2 separate regions of the Homo sapiens genome follow, and region 1 is linked to region 2. A link is a contact called in ENCODE Hi-C data. All regions are on one chromosome and are shown on one strand. The core of a region is the stretch at or near the end of the contact, and the rest is flanking DNA. Distances in the headings are between cores, read along the strand shown.

Region 1 (6,824 bases), core at 1,355-3,854, 200 kb after region 2:
TTTAACTGATTAAAGAGTCCCTTGAAATTGATTTTTCAAGTGTTAGAAGGTTAGCCATGTAAAGGTATTTATACTTACCTCAAAAAAGGATCAATAAATGTTTATGAAATCCATACATATGAATGGTTTGGCTTTTGGTAAAAAAAAAAAAAAAAAAAAAATACCCTGTTCCTCATCCATGTGCTATACTTTTGAAACAGTTATAAGGAAGGAAACCAGATAGATGGAAACTTCATAGTGGAAGGAGGTGGTGAGAAGGAAGTAGTAAACTGTTAAGAGCATTTCAGCATTGCTGTATTGTTTTAATATTCTTTGGCTTTCCAAATTATTGCAGAATGTTATTTTTTAACTGAAGAAGCTCATTCAGTTGTTCCATTGATTCTGAGAAGAAAAGATTTGTTATTACAAATAAAATTGAAATTTAACTGAACAGGATTTACCATTTCCTTACTTAAATTGGAGTGTCTATTTTAATTCATATTTCAGATTTCAAAAGAACAAGGCCTTGAAGTTCTACCAGAACATGATCCAATACGTGACCAAAGTTGGTATGTGAACAAAAAGCTCCGTCAAAGGCTGCTTGAAGAATATGGAGTCAGAACCTGTACTCTTATTCAGTTCCTTGGTGATGCTATTGTTTTGCCAGCGGGAGCACTTCATCAGGTATATACAAACTTATTTCTAACATATTTTTTACTGACTGAAAGAACTAGTTTTGAAAAAAAAATTGCTCTTAGTATAGATATAAATGGAAGAAGATGCAAATAAGAGAATTACCTGCACCAGTCTGCCTTTATTAGAATGACATCTCAGTGCTTGCAGAAATCTCACATAATTTCCTTAAGATTTTAAATTGTTTTAACATGAGCCAGATTTCTATTTGTATACTGTCTCCGATTTAATAGATCGAAATCTGATTTTTAAGCCCTCCTGGTGACATGTATACCTCTGAATAGTGAGGCTTAAAAGCATGGGGGGACACAGTATACAGACTTTTTATCAGGCTTTAAGCATACCTCCTACCTTTCTTCAGCATGCTAGCATATCAGGGGCCTGTCTAAAGAAAGATGGTATGTAATTTATATAACTGTTGATCCACAAAACATAAAAACTAAAATAAATACCTAGTTTAAAATACCTAATTTTTCCAGCACCGGGAAAAATGGCATAGAATAGATGCAGTGGTTATGGAGGGTGGGATTAAAAGTACACAGTGGATTCCTATAGGTGGAATGGGGCTACTACAGCCCAGGTTAACCCTTAAAATTAACAAGGTGTACCAGGGAAACCAGAAAAAACTCAAAAGCTGCTTTGCCTCAACAGTTGGTTCTCCACCTTTTCCACTGCTAAGTAATTGAGATGTAGCTGATGTATATTAGTTTACCAAGGAAACTTTCTCACATTTTATATAAGTATAGTCATTGACTGTTTTAGCATTTATGGCACTCTTCCATACAAATACTACTTAGGTGATAATAATTGCTTAGCTTTTAGGATGTGTCAGATTCAGGGTCAGATTTATCATTATTAGATCTCAAATGGCATTTATGATACAGTAGTAAAATACAAATGTCATAATAATAAATACCTTTTTCTCTATGATAATTTCCTGGAAAAAATGTATTTACATTAAGTGGTTATATTTTCCCATGGACTTATGATTATTTCAGAGATGTCATATTATTTATGTTTCATGTTTAATCTGGGATTCACCCTATACACCATTTCTTTGACTTCTAGACTCTTAGCAGAAAATAGCTAATCTGTATTCAAATGTAAATGCTCTCAAAAGAAGAGCCTATTTAAGAGACTAGTATTATAAATCTTTTTGTACATAGGAATAATCCTTTGATAATACAAAGTAGATTCCCTTGAAGATCTTTATTCACATATTGAATTTATCCAATGTCAGTTTTTATAAAGTTAACCTAGGTAGTGTAGTCATTTTTGTAAATTGAGATATAATTTGCATATAGTGAAATTTACCTTATTTAATGTATAATTCTGTGAGTTTCAACAAATGCATAGTTAGGTAACAACATAATCAAAATGTAGAACAATTCCATCACTCCGAAAAAATTCCCTCTTGCAGTTTTTTTTTTTGTTTTTTGTTTTTTGTTTTTTTGAGACAGAGTCTTGCTCTTGTTGCCCAGGCTAGAGCTCAGTGGCGCGATCTTGGCTCACTGCAACCTCTGCCTTCCGGGTTCAAGCGATTCTCCTGCCTCAGCCTCCCGAGTAGCTGCGGATTACAGGCATGCACCACCACGCCTGTCTAATTTTGTATTTTTAGTAGAGATGGGGTTTTTCCACGTTGGTCAGGCTGGTCTCGAACTCCTGACTTCAGGTAATCTGTCTGCCTTGGCCTCCCAAAGTGCTGGGATTACAGGCATGAGCCACCATGCTCGGCATCCTCTTGCACTTTTATAGTCAGCCTCTTCCCACCCAAAGTTCCTGCAACTAATCTGCTTTTTTGTCCCTATAGTTCCTCTTTTATGAGTATGCTGTAAATTTGGACTCACACAGTATGTACCCTTTAAGTCTGGCTTTTCTTAATGTATTTGAGATTCATTCCTATTGTTGTATTTATCAGTTGATTCTTTTTTTATTGCTGGGTAGTTGTATGAATATTTTTTTCATTTTTTAAATCCGTACATTCACCAGCTGAAGTACATTTTGGTTTTTTCCACTTTGGGGCAATAATAGATAAAGCTATCATAAACATTCATATACATGGTTTTATGTGAACAAAGATTTTTATTTCTGTTAAGTAAATACTGAATGGTGGGATTGCCTGGTGATACTATAATGTATGATTAAATTTAAGAAACTGCCAGACTATTCTCTAAATTGGTTGTTCCATTTTCATTTCCCAGTGCAGGGTTATGTGAGTTTCATTTCCTCTGCTTCCTCACTAGTGCTTGTTACTGTCAGTTTTGTTTTTAGACCATTCTAGTAAGTGTACAGTGGTGTCTCATGGTGGTTTTACTTTGTACTTTCTTAATGACTAAACATTGGGCATCTTTTTATATCTTCATTTGCCATCTGTATATCTACTTTGGTTAAATATGTGTTCAAATATTCTGTCTATTTAGCTGCTTTTTTTCTTACTGAGTTTTGAGTGTTTTTTGCCAATTTCTGATAATGTCTTTTATCTGATAATGTGTTTTACAAATACATTTTCCTTTCCTGTAGCTTCTCTTTTCAAAGAGCATTTTTTTTTCATTTTTCCATTTTTTAAAAGACAGTATCTTGCTCTGTTGCCCAGGTTAGAGTGCAGTGGCACAGTCATAGCTCACTGTAATCTCAAACTCCTGGGTTCAAGTGATCCCCCCACCACACCCTCCTGAGTAGCTAGTACTGTAGATGGACACCACCATGCCCAGCTGATTTTTTAATTTTTTGTGGAGATGGGGTCTTGCTGTGTTGCTCAGGCTGGTCTCGAACTCCTAAGCTCAGGCAATCTTCCTGCCTTGGCCTCCCAAAGTGTTGGGATTGTAGGCATGAGCCAACCCACCTGGCTGGTTTTTTCCATTTTGATGAGGTCCAGTTGATCAGTTTCTCTTTTATGGATGGTATTTTCATAGTATCTACAAAATTGTTGCCTAGCCCAAGATCACTCAGATTTTCTCCTCATTTTCTTCTAGAACCATTATAGTTTGAGGTCCTACATTTGGGTATGCAATGTAGTTCATCTTTGTATGTAGTGCATAGTATGGAGCGAGGTTCAATTTTTTGCATATGGGCATTTGGCTGTTCCAGTACTATTTGTTGAAAATACTACTTTTTAATGTTTTTCTTTTGAAAATGTAATACATAAACAGAAAAATTCAAAAGTATAAAAAGTTCACGGTGAAAATTCAGTATCTCACATTTTTCCCCCAGTTCCTTTTTTCCAGATGCAATCATTGTTACCCCAAAGAGATTCCATGCTTACACTTGTGTCCCTGCTGCTACTTTTTTGGGAACAGTGGTCTTTTAGTAGGCTCAAAGTGACCTTGTTAAAAAGTTAGGTTGGTTTACATATCCACACTTCCCCCTCTGTCTCACTGCCTTCATCTCGTATGGCTCTCCTAGTTCCTCTCTAGCCATCCTGCCCTCTTTGCTTCTTTCACACACACCAAGTATGTTTCCCCCCTCCCCCAGGGTTTTTGTGCTTCTTAATCTTTTTTGCTTGGAATCGTTTTTCTGTCAGGTATCTGTAAGACTTGCTTCTTTACACTTTTTTAGGCTTCATTCAAATTTCACCTTCTTGGTGAGGTCTAGTTTAAAGCTGTAAATTGTGTCCCCCAACTTTCTGTCGTCTTTCCTGCTTTATTTTCCTCCATTTCAGTTGTCACCTTAAAATATGCTTTATAATTTACTCACTTTGCTTGTCTTTTAACCCCCACTGGAACGTAAGCATGATGAAGTAAGAGATTTATCTTTTCCATTGCTCTCTTCCCATGCCTAGAATAATGCACTTAATGTTTGTATTATTAATAAGTCTCTATTCTGAAGGCCAGAAAATACGTTCTCAGTAACAACATGTTTTTGCACAAGGGTAGAGGAAAACAAATTTATGGCTTTCTATAATTTATATGTATTGGGCTTTTTGTAAAACATGTAAATGTTTACTTCTTCCTATATGTGCTTTCTCTGGCTACTTCCAAAAGTTTACTTAGGTTGGAATCCACTTTATGTCTATACACATTTTCTTTGAGATAGTTAGAAAATTCACATAGATTATAGAAACAAGATTACATCTATAAAAAATGTTATATCTAAATACACCAAGGCAGCATATATGACCTAGACTGACAAATTATATTCTGAGCTCTGCCACTAAATTGCTGAGTGATCCAAAACAAGATCTAACTTCTTTGCTACATATTTTGGCACAGAAATTGCCAGCTGTACAAAAGGGAATTGCTACCTTTCCTCTCCTGTGGGGTGTAATGACAACAACACAGCTCTTTATACTCTGTTGAAAGGATGTTGTCCGTAATTCACAATTGGTGGCAATGCAGTTTTAAGAGAAAATTCAAGGGAAGTAATAAGTGTTTACAATATTAACCTGGATTTGAGATGCATTATTACTTACAACCTGTTTAGGTCTTAGAAGTTCTGAAAACTGTTAATGACTTCAACACTTCCAGTAGGCTATAGGTGGCCCTCAGAATAATCAGACTCTAAATCAGTATTCTGACACTTCAGCATATGTTAGAATTTCATGGAGGGCTTGATAAAGCAGATTGCTGTACCCCACCACCAGAGTTTCTGATTTCAATGGGTCTGGGGAGGGACCTGAAACTATAGATTTCTGACAAGTTTCCAGGAAATGCTGATTTTACTGTTCAGGGACCACACTTTGGAAACCACACAAATAGGAATCTCATGCAAACCCAAGGCACCTATCAAAAAATTTTCAACCAAGTGATTCTGCATGACAAGGGCCAGCAGTGCTAGGGAAGAAACAACATTCTGTTCTTTGGCCCGTCAGCAATGACCATTGCCAGAGCCAAACTGAGAAGAGTGGGCTGTCTGTTCAAGGAAGCTGAGATATATAATCTTAGCAAGCTGAGGGAAAGCAGCATAGCCACAGCCCTCTTTATATGCTAAGAACTATTCTAGAATTGGAGACTTACAAATCTTACCTTGGTAACTGGGACTCAGTCTGTGAAACTCCTGTACATCCCTCCACAGAGCAATGACCCTGACCTCCAGGATTTTTGTCTCAGCTGTAGTATTCTGAGGTTTAGAGTGGCCTTTACTTAAAAACAGCAACAGTTGTTTTTTTTTTAAGTTAACACATAATCTTTAGTAAAATTTGTCGAAAAATACTAACTTTGATTGTGTTTGGTCATTTATCATGAGTTTAGAAAATTGTAAAGTTGTAATTCTCTGTATTTATATGACCAAAAGGACTTCTTGGCAAAATCTTTCCACACTAAGTTCTCACAAATAACTGAGTAAATAGCAATCACAGTGTCAATATAATAACCTTCCTACTATGAATACAAATTATATTTTCTTAACATTACCTATTTATAATTATAACTGATGCTTTTAGGCAAGTATGAATAAGACAATGTCAAGGAAGTGAAATATAAATGAGTCAAATGTGGCAAAGAAAAGGGATAATCAGAATGAGAAGCTGAGTTGTGTTCTGCTTTAAAACTGAACCTTGGCTCTTCAAAGTAACCCTCAAGCCTTTATCCAAAATATATCAGGTAGGGGTCATTAGGAAACCTAATAGCATCTTGTAAGCACTAATAAAGGTTACTGTTCTAAAAGTCATTTTAAAACAACCATAAGCTGGCAAAGACTGACAGAATGAACTTTTTCAGAACTCTGGAATCTAATTGAAAACTTACAACAGCAACCAAGAGACTGCTTAATGAAGAAAAGGGCAGCTGATTTTTGGCATTTAAGGAAATCTCTGTTAGGTAACTGGCTGACCAGTGAGATAGTGGAACAGAGACTTCAGTGACCACACCCAACAAGGAATACTGCCTTTGCAAAAACAGTTTGGAAAAGTCACTAAACAAATGGATGACTGGAGCCCTCAGGAATCAACAACAGCAAACCCTGAGGCAGGGAGAGAATATGATTACCCATTGTAATGTTCAGATGCCCAGTTTTCAACAGAAAGGTATAAGGCATACACAGAAAGAGGAAAGTATGGCCCATTCAAAGGGAGAAAATAAATTGGCAAAAACCTTCCCCGGGAAGCCCAGACATTGGACTTACTACTAGACAACTGTCTTAAATATGCTCAAAGAGCCAGCAGAAATCAGGAAAACGATGGATGAACAAAGTGAGAATATCAATAAATTATATAAAAA
Region 2 (6,740 bases), core at 4,222-6,721:
AAGGGTTGAATGATTGAATGTCCTATGAGCATAGAGTCAGCTTCAGTTTTCCAAATTATAACATCCTTGTCTTGTTCCCATCTTAAAGGAAATGCTTTTGATTTTTTACTGTTGTGTATGATGTTAGCAGTGGGTTTTTCATATAGACCTTTTTATATTTAGATATTTTCATCCTGTTCCTAGTTTGTTGCATGTTTTTAATCATGAAAAGCCATGGAATTTGGTCAGATGCTTTTTCTGCATCATTAAAGATGATTTTTTTCCTTTATTCTGTTAATGTATATTACATTAATTGAACGTCATATGTTGAGCCATCTTTGTACCATTGACTACCTTTGTAAGTAATGTTTTATTAGCATAAAGTCAAGCTCAATTGTTTACATATTGTCTGTGGTTGTCTCTGTCTGTGACAGAGACAGAAGGAAACAATTATGACAGAAACCATCTGGTTTGCAAAATATGAAGTATTTACTATTTACTCTCTTCTGTGTGTGTGTGACGGAGTTTTGCTCTTATCACCCAGGCTGGTGTGCAGTGGCCTGATCTTGGCTCACTGCAACCTCCGCCTCCTGGATTCAAGCCATTCTCCTGCCTCAGCTTCCTGAGTAGCTGGGACTACAGGCACCCGCCACCACACCCAGCTAATTTTTGTATTTTTGGTAGAGATGGTGTTTCACTCTGTGGCCAGGATGGTCTCGAACTCCTGACCTCAGGTGATCCACCCGCCTTAGCTTCCCAAAGTGCTGGAATTACAGGCATGAGCCATCGCGTATGGCTACTATTTACTCTTTAAAAACATTTTCTAACCTCTCCTTCTAGAGTCATCAGTACAGACATCATTATTTAGTGTACATTTAGAAGATAATGGGCTAATCTTTACTGATCAACACTCTGTAAATTGCTTTACTTGATATAGTTATGGTTTATCTCCCTGTCATAACTAAGGGGTATAATCTGATTAAGGGAAGTTAAATGATGGTTTTATGAAAAATGTTAAGTTAAAGAATGAATTTGTTAATGTCCTTTCTAATTCAAGTTCATGGCTTATATTTTGAAATATTGTTATACTCATTAACCAACCTCTTTTCTTCTCCCCCCTTCACCCATCCTAGTCTCTGATAACCATCATTCTACCCTCTACCTCCATGAGATCCACTTTTTGTTTGTTTTTTGAATAGACAGAGTCTCATTCTGTCACCTGGGCTGCAGTGCAGTGGTGCGATCATAGCTCACTGTAGCTATCATAGCTCACTGTAGCCTCAAATTCCTGGGCTCAAGTGATCCTCCTGTCTTAGCTTCCTGAGTAGCTGGGACTAAAGGCATGTGCCACCATGTCCAGCTAAGTTTTTTACTTTTCTCTTTTGTGAGAGTCAGAGTCTCACTATGTTGCCAAGGCTGATCTTGAAGTCCTGGGCTCAAGTGATCCTCCCATCTCCTCCTCCCAAAGTGCTGGCATTACAGGCATGAGCCACCATGCTGGGTCAAGATCCATGTTTTTGACTCCCACATATGAGTGTGAACATGTGATATCTGTCTTTTGTACCTGGCTTACTTCATATAACATAATCACCTCCAGTTCTATTCATACTGCTGCAAAAGACAAGATTTCATTCTTTTTTATGGCCTAATTGTATTCTATTGTGTATATATACCACATTTTCTTTACCCATTCATATGTTGACAGATACTTAGGTTGATTTCATTATCGTGGCTCTTAGGAATAGTGTTGCAATAAACACTGATGTGCAGCTGTCTCTTCAATATACCTTCCTTTCTTTTGGACATTTACCCAGCAGTGGGATTACCAGATCCTATGATAGATCTACTTATAGTGTTTTGAGGAACCTCCATACTGTTTTCCATACTGGAGGTACTAATTTACATTCCCACCAACAGTGTACTAGAGTTCCCCTTTCTGCTTCCTACAATTAGATAGAAGGAGTAAGTGCTAGTGTTCGATAGCACAGTATGGTAACCATAGTTAGCAATAATTTATTGTATTTTTCAAAATAGCTAGAAGAGGATTTGAAATGTTTCTAACACAAATGATAAATATTTGAGGTGATGGATATTCTAATTACCCTGATTTGATCATTACACATTGTGTGCATGTATCACGATATCATATGTACCCCATAAATATGTACAATTATTATGCATTAGTAAAAAAAGATATACCACTCTTCTATTTTGCTAATTGAATTTTGTGTTTTTGTTTTCATAGGTGTATGTGGAATTTGATGATCTTGAATGGGATAAACGAGAGTGGGTTAAAGTTTATGAAGATTTTTCAACTTTCTTGGTGGAATACCACTTAATCTGGGCCAAAAGGAATGACCCTAGCCAGACTCAGGGATCAAAGAGCAAACAGATTCAGTGGCCTGCATTGGTAAGATCTATTCCTGTTTCATTAAGCATTTTCATTTGTTCGTTTAAAACAAAGAACAACAACAACAAAACAAAGGCCAGGTTTGGTGACTGACACCTGTAAAACTAGCACTTTGAGAGGCTGAAGCAGGACAATTGCTTGAAGCCAGGAGTTGGAGATCAGCCTGGGCAAAAAAGCGAGACCCCATCTCTACCAAAAAAAAAAAAAAAAAATAGCTGGATGTGGTGGCACATACCTGTGGTCCCAGCTACTTGGGAGGCTGAGGTGGGAGGATCACGTGAGCCCAAGAATCCAAGTCAATGTGAGTTACTGTCACACTGCTGCACTCCAGCTTGAGTAACAGAGTGAGACCCCATCTCTTAACAAAAAAAAAAAGAATAAATGAAAATTTAAGACTAAGAATTAAATAGAAGTTTAGATTCATCTTACTGATTTATAAATTAATATTTTTGAAGAGTCTCTGATGAATCTGGCAGAGATTTTAAAACACTGCCTTCATTTTGTTAAAACAACTTTAGGTGTCTCTTTGTTAGTATTCTGTCAGCGTATGTAGTTAATGAATAAGTTTATTCTATCAAATTAAAATATAAATTGGATTAAAGGGACCTGAGAGATAGTTGACTGTATGCCACGTGGAACAACTTTGCTGAATGAAACTTTGTTAAGTGGGAGATGGAACATACTTTGTATTAAAACATTTAATAACGAGTAATTCTTCTTGGTTTGTTAATCAGTAAATCATTGTGGGTGATAGATGTTTAATGTGTAATTATTCAGGTAATGGATTAAATTACTTATCAGGACATGTTTCATTTAAGAAAATATAATAATTTTCAGTAAATTCTCTGGTACTTTGAAGAGTTTTATTTAAGAAAAGAAACAGGAAGTAAACAAGGTCATTAAATTGTATTAGGAAAAGAGCCACATTCATTTAACTATTGTTATTGCTGTTTTCTGGCAAAACATCTAGCATATAACAAATTTGCAATATTTGTAAAGTTTTCTTCTTATGTTACTATCAAAGAAATATATTAAAAGCTGCTGAAACATTATTGCAGGTATTTGATATAACTAATGAGTTAGGGTAGTTCCTTTCAATTTTTTAAGCCTGCAAATTAACTAATTACAAGGATAGCTTCTGCTTGCTAATAATTTTAATGCATATAAATTTTCTATTTTAGTTAATCCTGATGCTTTTCTGTATAGAATAGAAATTTAATAGATCTGTTTATTTGATTATTCTTTTTTAAGAAGTCAGTGGAGATATGAATAAAAAGACAGGATAGGAAGGGAGGGAAGAGAGTGAATGGAATCAGTGGCATTTTTAAAAACAAAATATAATATTGAAAGATGAAAATAATATCTGTCTGTGACCTGCAGTTTCAATAGAAAATTTTGCATAGCAAACTAAAGAAGATAATTTTATCCATAGTAGGTTTTAAAAAATATTTAATGAGTATGTTGAATTGTTCATATAAAAAGTTTAAACCATTTTAAACTTTTATAGACCTTAACCCAAAAGCATGATTTTAATTTTATAGACCTTAACCCAAAAACTGGATACAATTTATGAGAAATTATGAATAATTAGATGTATAGGTGAATTTTATATGAGAATTCTCAAAAGCACGAAGCAGTAGCATCAATAATATGAAAAACTATACATCAGTATCAGAGTTAAAAAATTAATAAAGCTTTAGAAAAATCTTTGCCTTTTTGTTTTTTTGAGATGGAGTCTCACTCTGTTGCCCAGGCTGGAGTGCAGTGGCATGATCTCGGCTCACTGCAAGCTCTGCCTCCCGGGTTCACGCAGTTCTCCTGCCTCAGCCTCCGGAGTAGCTGGGACTACAGGCGCCTGCCACCACGCCCGGTTAATTTTTTTGTATTTTCAGTAGAGACTGGGTTTCACCGTGTTAGCCAGGATGGTCTCGATCTCCTGACCTCGTGATCCACCCGCCTCGGCCCTCCAAAGTGCTGGGATTACAGGTCTGAGCCACCGTGCCCAGCCAATTTTTGCCCTTTCTTAAAGGCAATTAAGATTGAGATGAATTTCTGTTGTATTCATAAAATACTGATTTTAGAGAGAATTTTTATTGGAAAATACTGTTTAATGATAATTTTGTCATAATTTTACAAAGTTGTTTCTGTTGAAAACCTCTTAGCCTTGAAATTAGGCCTACTTAAACAATCACCAACCTTTTCTTTTTAACTTTATCATATACAAAAGAAAAAGTGATGAAAAATTTGGAAAACACTGTGGTATGAAAGTAATAGAGGATTATCTTTTTAGTCCTATTACTAAGAGATAACTCATATATATTATATATATACTAATATATATAATTTTTGATATATTTTCTTATGAAACATATTGCTCTGGTTCCTTTTTTTTTTTTGCCATACTATTTATTTTATTTATTTAGACAAGATCTCACTTTTCCACACAGGCTGGAGTGCAGTGGTGTGATCACAGCTCACTGCAGCCTTGAACTCCTGGGCTCAAAAAAGATCCTCCCACCTTGGCCTCCCCAGTAGCTAGGACTACAGATGTGTGCCACTATGCCTAGCTAAATTTTTTTTTTTGAGACGGAGTCTTGCTCTGTCGCCCAGGCTGGAGTGCAGTGGTGCAATCTCGTCTCACTGCAACCTCTGCCTCCCGGGTTCAAGCAATTCTCCTGCCTCAGCCTCTCGAGTAGCTGGGACTACAGGTGCCTGCCATCATGCCCGGCTAATTTTCATATTTTTAGTAGAGACAGGGTTTTTCAACATATTGGCCAGGCAGGTCTTGAACTCATGACCTTGTGATCTGCCTGCCTCAGCCTCCCAAAGTGCTGGGATTACAGGCATGAGTCACCATGCCCGGCCCTCTGCTAAATTTTTTAATAAAAATTTTTAATTGTGGTAAAATGTACTTAACATAAAATTTGCCATTTTAACTGTTTTTGAGTACACGGGTCATTGGTAGTAAGTACATTCGTGTTGTGTGTTACCACTATTGTCATCCAAACACAGAACATTTTCTGTCTTGCAAAACTGAAACTGTACTCATTAAAGAGCAGTTCCTTATTCCCCCGTCTTCCTGGCCCACCATTCTACTTTCGGTCTCTGAGTATCTCATATGAATGTAATTATACAGTATTTGTCCTTTTGTAACGGGCTCATTTCACTGACAATGTCTTCAGGGTTCATGCATGTTAAACCATGTGTCACAATTTTCTTCCTTTTTATTGCAAAATAACATTCCATTGTGTTTATACACCACGTTCTTTTCATCCATTTGCCCATTAATGGACAGTTGTGTCACTTCCAGCTTTTGGCTATAGGGAATAATACTGGTATGAACATGGCTGTATAAATATCTGCCCAAGCCTCTGTGTTCAACTATTTGGGTATATACCCAGGAGTAGAATTGCTGGATCAGATGGTAATTGCATTTTTAATTTTTTGAGGCACTTTCATACTGTTTTCCAAGTGGCTGCACCATTTTTCATTTCCACCAGCATTGTGTAAGGGTTCCAGTTTCTTTACATCCTCACCAACATTTACTTTCATTTTTTTGGTATTTACTTTCTCAGTAGGTGTGAAATGGCATGTCATTGTGGTTTTGTTTTATATTTTTCTAATGCTTAATGTGATGTTGAGCATCTTTTCATGTGCTTCTTGGCCATTTGTATGTCTTTTGAGAAATATCTATTCATAAAGTTCTTTGCCTGTTTTTGAATTGGATCATTTGTTTTTTTTGGTGTTAAGTTTTAGGATTTCTCTATGTATTCTTGATATTAATCCCCTTTTAGATACATGATTTGGTAACATTTTCTTTCATTTTACAGGTTGCCTTTTTACTGTGTTAGCAGTGGCCCGTGCTGCACAAAAGTTTTAAATTTTGATGAAGCCCAACTTGTCTGTTTCCGCTTGTTGCTTATGCCTTTGTTGTTGTATTAAAAAAAAATTGCCAAATCCATGTCATGAAGCTTTTCCCCTTATGTTTTCTTCTAAAAGTTGTATAGTTTTAGATCACAAATTTTGGTGAATTAATTGATTTTAAGTTTGGAATATCATGTAAGGGTCCAGCTTTTTTTTACGTGTAGATGTCCACTTTTTCCAGCACCATTTGTTGGAAAGACTGCCTTTGCCCCAGTGAATGGTCTTGACACTGTTACAGAAAATATTTTGACTGTATATGCAAGGGTTTGTTTCTGGGCTTTCTATTCCATTCCATTGGTCTGTATGTTCTTATGCTGATACCAGCTCACTGTTTTGATTACTGTTGCTTTGTAGTACATTGTGAAATCAGGAAATGTTTTTCCGTCAACTTTCTTCTTTCTCAGGATAGTTTTGGTTATTCAGGGTC

What was found. Hi-C counts contacts between places; a loop is a spot of excess contacts on that map. Pooled maps may share reads with other maps.
Region 1: a pooled map shows a loop between it and region 2 (11-fold over the local background). The contact joins two enhancer-like sites. A Hi-C loop is called at or near these places in 4 of 37 single-sample maps with no recorded cell type and 7 of 50 pooled maps.

What each region holds. Positions count from the first base shown.
Region 1 is chr10:63,170,136-63,176,959 of GRCh38, reverse strand. It overlaps JMJD1C (jumonji domain containing 1C), which reads left to right. Exons shown (of 26, transcript NM_032776.3): 24 at 487-663. Among named protein-coding and RNA genes, the nearest start is that of NRBF2, 40 kb to the right of the region's middle. Within about 2 kb of position 2,604, at least 2 of the 41 ENCODE cell types and tissues checked have a DNase peak (open chromatin) inside an H3K27ac peak, as active enhancers do.
Region 2 is chr10:63,375,967-63,382,706 of GRCh38, reverse strand. It overlaps JMJD1C (jumonji domain containing 1C), which reads left to right. Exons shown (of 26, transcript NM_032776.3): 2 at 2,225-2,389. Among named protein-coding and RNA genes, the nearest start is that of MIR1296, 6.3 kb to the right of the region's middle. Within about 2 kb of position 5,471, at least 3 of the 41 ENCODE cell types and tissues checked have a DNase peak (open chromatin) inside an H3K27ac peak, as active enhancers do.